2 separate regions of the Homo sapiens genome follow, and region 2 is linked to region 1. A link is a contact called in ENCODE Hi-C or POLR2A ChIA-PET data. All regions are on one chromosome and are shown on one strand. The core of a region is the stretch at or near the end of the contact, and the rest is flanking DNA. Distances in the headings are between cores, read along the strand shown.

Region 1 (3,619 bases), core at 454-2,953:
TCTTGAGTCTGAAAAAACTGTAAAGTCACCTAGTTTAGGCGTGACAGCCACAAACATCTCATTTCAGATGTACTCTTAATCTTTCTTGAGAATGACAGTCTATACTCATCCTCCATTTTAAGCCTATTGTTTATAAATTCTAAACTAAGGTCATGGCGCTTTTATTTCAAATTGTAATGAGTCCATGCTGGCTCCTTATTTATGAAGCAAGTGAATACAAAGCATTGAATTATTCTAACAGCCTTATGGAGTTTATATAAAACTTTTTTTTTTTTGAGACGGAGTTTTGCTGTTGTTGCTCAGGCTGGAGTGCAATGGCGCAATCTCGGCCCACTGCAACCTCCACCTCCCTGGTTCAAGGGAGTCTCCTGCTTCAGCCTCCCGAGCAGCTGGAATTACAGGCGTGCACCACCACGCCCGGCTAATTTTGTATTTTTAGTAGAGACGGGGTTTCTCCATGTTGGTCAGGCTGGTCTTGAACTCCCGACCTCAGGTGATCCGCCTGCCTTGGCCTCCCAGAGACACCGCATCTGGCTAAAACATTTTTCAGTGAATAAATGCAAGAGATGAAAATTATGAAATGGGAGGTGGAGGAGGAATAAAATCAGCATATTAGAGATATTATTAAACCACAACTTGCTTCTTAGAGTTTGAGGGAAGCCTGACTTAATTCTTTTTTTTGACTATATATATTTAAAAATGAAAAATGCCAAGATGGTATTCCAAAAATTGAGGTATATTTTTAATGCTAGGTTTAGCAAATCAATGCTTTTAACAAATACTGTACAGTGACTCTATGTTTACCTCATGTGGAGGTAGCATTGAAAGTCTACATTTGAAGCCTTTACAAATGGCCTTCCTTACCTCTTCTATATATCCTGGATTTCAATCTGAAGATATCTGTAAAAATCACAATGTTTATATATATCTACCTTGCAAAATCTGCCTTTGCACAAGAAAAACAAGTATATTTTAAAAATTTATGGCAGTATTGTTTTTAATAATGAGATATAGAAAAAGGTAAAAAAGCTGATAGTTGTCAGTTTGATTACATAGATTATGTTATAACCATACAATCCAATACTGGCGAACGTGGATTAAAAAGTATGATAGGTCTACATAACTGCCATGAAAAAAGTCCATAATATGTTTTTAAATGAAAAAAGCAAATTGCAGGGAACTTAAAACAACAACAACAACAAAAAACCCTGAGAAAAGTGATTTATCACTTCAGTTTGTAAACAAGGGCCTTGCCTTATCACCTTTGTAACATTTGTAAAATGCCTACCTCTAGCTGAATCCATATGATCTTTGTTACCACGGAACAAATACTATTTTATTATAATTATGTAGAAAAAAAGAAAAACGTCTTCCACGGCAGCCGAAATAGCTCAGTTGGGAGAGCGTTAGACTGAAGATCTAAAGGTCCCTGGTTCAATCCCGGGTTTCGGCAGCGCTTCCGTTTTAGGCGTTAGTCATCACTACATGTGATTTCTGCAGTTAACAGGGTCTTTCTGCAGTTAACAGGGTCAACACCCTGTGGGTTCTCACGCGGGCTGGGGCAGTTAAGGGAAACCTTATCGTCATTTTCCCCTGGGAGGGAGGATACTGGGGACATATGTCTTACCTTTTAAACTGCCCAGTACGAAGTTACGCCTCTGCCCTCACTTGGGACCTGGTTTGAGACAAGCTCTTCCGGAGCACTGCGCATAGCTCACTTTCTTGAGCAACCCTGTGTCCCCGCACCCCGCTCCTCTTCTTTCGGGTTCTAGGCAGCCGTGGGCGCTGCGACCCTTCTCTCACTGTCAGAGGGGCGGGAGCTCTCGGCCTGCGCCGCCTCCGCTGCCTGCTTGGTCGCGGGCTTGCCGGGAATGGTGACAGCCCGGGCCCCCTCTTGGCCAAAGAAGTCCTCGAAAGCGTTCGGCGCACGGGCTTTGTCCAGCTTTTTAAACCGTAACAAGGACCGGGGCCGGGCGCGGTGGCTCACGCCTGTAATCCCAGCATTTTGGGAAGTCGAGGCGGACGGATTACTTGAGGTCATGAGTTCGAGACCAGCCTGGCCAACACGGTGAAACTCTGTCTTTAAAAAAGAAAACAAAAACAATAACAAGGACCCTAGAACAGCTCTTAGGTGGGGCGGGAGACAGAGATCGGAAGCCCTTTCTAGTTTAAATCTACACTAGGGTTAGAAGACCAAATACAGGACGTCCAATTAATTTCCTTTTTTTTCTTTTTCCTTTTCTTTTCTTTTTTCTTTTTTTAAGATGGAGTCTTGCTCCCATGCTGGAGTGCAGTGGCGTGATCTCGGCTGACTGTAACCTCCGCCTCCCGGGTTCAAGTGATTCTCCTGCCTCAGCCTCCGGAGTAGCTGGGATTACAGGTGCCCGGCTAATTTTTGTATTTTTAGTAGAGACAGGGTTTCACCATGTTGGCCAGGCTGGTCCCGAACTCCTGACCTCAGGTCATCCTCCTGCCTCAGCCTCCCAAAGTGTTGGGATTACAGGCACGAGCCACTGAACCCGGCCAAAATTTGAATTTCAGAGAAACAACAAATACTTTTTAGTATAAACATGTCCCAAATATTGCATGGAATATACAAAGTACATATTTGTTGTTTCTGTGAAATTGGATTTAACTGGACACCCTGTATTTTTATTTTCCAAATTGCAAGTCACTTGTACATCATATCCTTGCACCCCTCTGAACCCTATGCACCACCTTCCCCACCCCAGCAAAGATATCCAGACGCTGTATGCAGGAAGAACTGAATTTCAGAGGACACCGTTTGATCTTCAACACCTGGCAGTTTACAAAACAGGTTTGTATCCATTGGCTAATTTGTTATCAGCACCAACAGAGAAGCTCCTGGCAGAGATCACTAGGAAACACCCCGGGAATCGGCCATCCACCAGTTTCTAGGCTTCCAGAGTTGTCCATGCTTGTCTGGCATGGGGGCGGAGGTCAGTGGAACTCGGAGGATATGGATTGAATTTCAGTAGAAAGCCTCATTAAGATGATGAACCACAGCCGGGCATAGTGGCTCACGCCTGTAATCCCAGCACTTTGGGAGGCTGAGGCGGGCGGATCACCTGAGGTTGGGAGTTCAAGACCAGCCTGACCAAAATGGAGAAATCCCGTCTCTACTAAAAATACAAAATTAACCGTGCGTGGTGGCGCACGCCTGTCATCCCAGCTACTCGGGAGGCTGAGGCAGGAGAATCGCTTGAACCCAGGAGGCAGAGGTTGCCGTGAGCGGAGATTACACCATTGCACTGCAGCCAGGACAACAAGAGCGAAATTCCGTCTCAAAAAAAAAAAAAAAAAAAAAAAAAAAAAAAGATGAGCCACTCCACTCAAGGCAAGGCAATGGAAAAACACACTTAGGGAGTGCCTTCTTTTTAGTCAGGCTGGACCATGGAGGGAGAGGAAGGAGATCCATGTGTCACATTCTAAGAACTCGCAGTGTGGTAAAAGGCAAAATGAAGCCAGCCATATGGTTTTTAGGCCTATTTATACCCCTCTCCTCTTTCTGTTAATGTTTGCCAATATGCTAGCTGATATGGGGCTTCAGCCCCAAAATCGTTGAGTTCTTGGGTGGAAAGATGTATTTTGATGAGGG
Region 2 (3,619 bases), core at 386-2,885, 190 kb before region 1:
CTCACTTCCCCAGCTACCTGCCTCCTCCGCAGCCCTGCTACACAGAACAGGTGAAACAGGAATGAAGGTCTCATCCAAGCAAGGGAGAAAAAGGATAAACTCTTGTAACATCATCCCAGCAGTCCCTGACATCTGCATTTTCCCAAGAGCACTCACAGTTATTAGCATATTTCACCATTTATTAAGTCCCCCGTGCCATGCACCCTAAAAGTGTTCTTAAGCATCTTCTGTTGCATTTCGACCTTACAACTACCCATTTTACAAATGACAAAACTTAGGCTGGGATTTTAAGGGATCACCAGTAAGCAGTGGAGCCAGGAGACAACCCCAGTTCTAATCCAGTCCAGTGCTTCCCAAACTGTAATGTGCCCATGAATCACCTGGGGAAATGGATGAATAATTAGATTCTGATTCTGCGGGGCTAGACTCAGGCCTAAGCTGCTACACTTGTAACAAGCTCCAAAGTAGATGGACTAAACTCTTGAGTGTCAAGGGCTAGATTTTAATTCTATTAAGGTAGAACCTGTGCCACTGAATCTCCAAGGCTTAGCACTGGACCTCCCCATAGAATACACTCAATAATTATGTACTGAATGAGTCAATGAATATCTGGCTTAAAACCCTATGCGTTAACCCTTTTCTGTATCAAGTTCCATTGTATCAGCTGATCCTCCCAACAAATTCCTAGGGTATGATCATTCCCATTTGATAGATAAGGAAACAGAGACTCACAGTAAGTAACCTAAGGCTTTACAGCTTTTGCGCAGCCAAGGCTGGAGGTAGTCTACCTTCAGATCCTTTGACCTAACCACAGCTGTTCCAAAAGATACGGCGGGGGAGGGGGGGACAATGACACCCGGGGATAACAATTACAGACCACCGGTTGGAGAGGAGCTGACCCATCCCAGCATGTGACCGGCTCACAGCTCCAGAGGTCACCAGAGAGCTCTGAGCTGCTCCCTGGGGGAAGGGGCAGCCAGGCCTGTAGCACCTCAGGAGAGAAACAGGAAAGGGAGAAGGAGGCTGGTCCTGGGCATAGTGCCAGGCAGCAGTGGGCAGGTGGTGAAGGGACCCCTGACCTCCCGGGCCCAAGCACCCGCTTCGGGAACCAGCTCTGGACAGACACTGTCCAGCTTGCGGGGTGGGAGAGTTAGAGGCGTTCAGGAAAATCATTGCCTAGCGATGAATCACCGGGCACATGACCCCGCAGGGGAGGGGAGGGGAGGGTGCGGAACCGGCGCGGGAAGCGGTGGGGGCTTGGGGAGGGCAAGCCTCCGGCTCGGGCCCCCCTCCAGCCTCGACTTGGGGAGCAAAGGGAAGCCCCTCTCCCATGCAGCACCCCTCCTGGCAGCACCCCGCCTGCGGCGAAACTCACGGCCTTCAGCTGCTCCAGACGGTCCTTCATCCTGAAGCCCAGGCGCCCGGAGGCAGGTAGCGCGTCCCAGGTGAGCGCGTCCCAGGTGAGCGCTTCCCAGGTGAGCTGCCGGAAGCGGCGGCCGGGCCCGCCGGGGCGAAGGAGCTGGAGGCGCAGGCGGCGGCGGGCGGCGGCCGCTAGCTAGGAGGAGCGTCCGAGGCCACGGGAGCCTCCGCCGCGCAGCCCCCTCCGCCCCCACCGGCGCCTCGCGCTCCAAATCCGGCTCCCGGGCCGGCGCCGGCGCAGCGCTGATCCGCCCTGGACCCGCCCCTACCTGGCCGCGCCCCTCGCTCCTTCTTAAAGGGCCCGCGTCCCGCCACCGCCCGGCCGCCCGGGGCGTCTCCAAAGCCCCCTTCCCTAACCCGAGAGCCCTCCAGACACGCGTGGAGTCCGGGGAGAGGCCCCTGCACCGGCGGATCCTGCCGCAGGGCCGAGGAAGAGCAAGAGCGACTGTCTGGCTGCGGTCATTCGCTGTCTGTGCCGGGCTCCTCGCTAGGATCCAGTTCTTAGCCGACTCCTTGCTAGGCGGGGACAAGCTCCCGAAAACAAATAAGACAATGTGATGTGGGCTACATTGGGTGGCAGTCGAGTGTTCTAAAAATATCCCGCCAGGAGGAAGGCATTCCGAGTAGCGGGATCCCGCGCAGCCTCAGGGCTGCTGGCAGTGAAAGTGGGGGGATGGAGGAGGTGTCCAGAGGAAAGACCTGGAGATCTGGAGATACAGGACGGTCAGGGTGGTCAGAGAATTTGGATCTTTTGCTTGTTGGAAATCGGGACCGCTCCGAGAAACGTAAGCAGCTCGATGTTGTTAGTGCCAGTGGAGACACTTGGCACTCACAATTTGCAGACGTTTGGGAAAGCATCGTTTCTCAAGAGGACCCCGTTCCCGTGTCTGTAAATCAGAGATGGTACCCACTTCGTAGTTCGCTGTGAAGCCTGTGAGCGAGGAGGGGCTTTAAAATACAGAACTTTGCACTGGAGCGCTCCCCGTCCTCGCAGCCTGCTTGGTGTGCAGGTGGTTCCCAGGCGGCTTCTGCTTCCGAAAAGCAGATCGTCCCTTTATCTCGAGTCTTCTCCCCGCCTCTCCCTCTTCTCCCTACCCTATTTGTCTTCTTGGGAACAAATGGCACATTCATCAGAGTGGAGATCCATAAACGGGACTGGCGAGCCGAAGATTTAATTCTGAAGAATAGGATCTGCTCTGTGCTTTCAGGTTAAAAAGCTGTAAATATCTTTGTAATTCTAGCAGTACTTTGCCCTCTTCTGCCATCTGAACGCGTGCTCCCTGCTGACCTCATCGGCTCCCATAAAGATACGGTGCGTATGGCAGAGGTCGGGCTTTGAGCCGGCCCCGCGGGTCTCGGCCGTAGTTCTCTCTCGCGTCCGGCACACTTCCTTCTGCCCGCTGTGCTCGCTGGGCAGGTTGTCCCCGCCTTAGTACCAGGAGGGCTTCCGCGCCCCCTGGTGGTCATACTAGGAAAGGCGAGTAGATCAGAAATACACACTGTCCCACCTCCTTCCCCTAACACATTTTTGGGGAGTTTGGGGGTTGTTTGTTTGTTTGTTTGTTTGTTTGTTTGTTTTTTAGACAGAGTCTCATTCTGTTGCGCAAGTTGAGTGCAGTGGCGCGATCACCGCTCTCTGCAGCCTCGATCCCCTGGGCCCAACCCATCCTCCCATCTCAGCCTCCCAAGTAGCTGGGATTACAGGCGTGCGCCACTACGCCCGGCTAATTTTTGTGTTTTTTTCGTAGAGATAGGGTTTCGCCATGTTGCCCAGGCTGGTCTGGAACTCCTGTATTCAAGCCATCCGCCCGCCTCGGCCTCTCGAAGGGCTGGGATTACAGGCGTGCGCCACTGCGCCCTGCCCCTTAACAGATTTTTGTTAGTGGGAATACGTAGTTCCCCGCGCTTCAAGAAAATAGAGTCTTCCGCGAGAGGCCGAGATATGAACAACCCTTCACGTTAGGAATCTGAAAAGGACCATTGGGGTCTGGAGTAAAAAATTCTCTTTCCACAGCAGGAATCAAGGGTGGCCTGTCTGCCTCTGCTCAGAGGGTTCCTGTTACAGGATAATTGTTTTGAAAAGAGTAAAATCATGACTCCTCTACAAATATAAAATGCACACACATCAAAGACTTTAATTCATTAATGAATGAGGAGACCAGTAAAGCTAGCCCTGTCCAGAGGAAAACACAAAGTGTAC

The links. A loop is a pair of places that touch in the nucleus more often than their neighbours do. ChIA-PET counts read pairs that join two places held with the same protein, here RNA polymerase II (POLR2A). Pooled maps may share reads with other maps.
Region 2: a loop to region 1 is called in a pooled map, with 3 times the contacts of the local background. The contact joins the promoter of STX3 here to the promoter of LINC02739 in region 1. A Hi-C loop is called at or near these places in 21 of 168 maps with a recorded cell type or tissue (B cell, CD4-positive, alpha-beta memory T cell, CD8-positive, alpha-beta T cell and 16 more), 9 of 37 single-sample maps with no recorded cell type and 29 of 50 pooled maps. POLR2A ChIA-PET finds 5 or more read pairs at or near these places in 5 of 52 experiments (HCT116, HepG2, MCF 10A and 2 more).

What each region holds. Positions count from the first base shown.
Region 1 is chr11:59,564,214-59,567,832 of GRCh38, reverse strand. LINC02739 (long intergenic non-protein coding RNA 2739) reads left to right here and starts at 1,703. Exons shown (of 5, transcript NR_187292.1): 1 at 1,703-2,818. TRF-GAA2-1 (tRNA-Phe (anticodon GAA) 2-1) reads left to right here and starts at 1,381; the gene lies at 1,381-1,453. RefSeq lists enhancers at 1,408-1,907, 1,883-2,062, 1,908-2,409.
Region 2 is chr11:59,753,392-59,757,010 of GRCh38, reverse strand. It overlaps STX3 (syntaxin 3), which reads right to left and starts at 1,635. Exons shown (of 11, transcript NM_004177.5): 1 at 1,376-1,635. The coding sequence starts at 1,405. RefSeq lists a silencer at 1,435-1,694 and enhancers at 2,565-2,724, 2,661-2,955, 2,721-3,015, 2,705-3,205.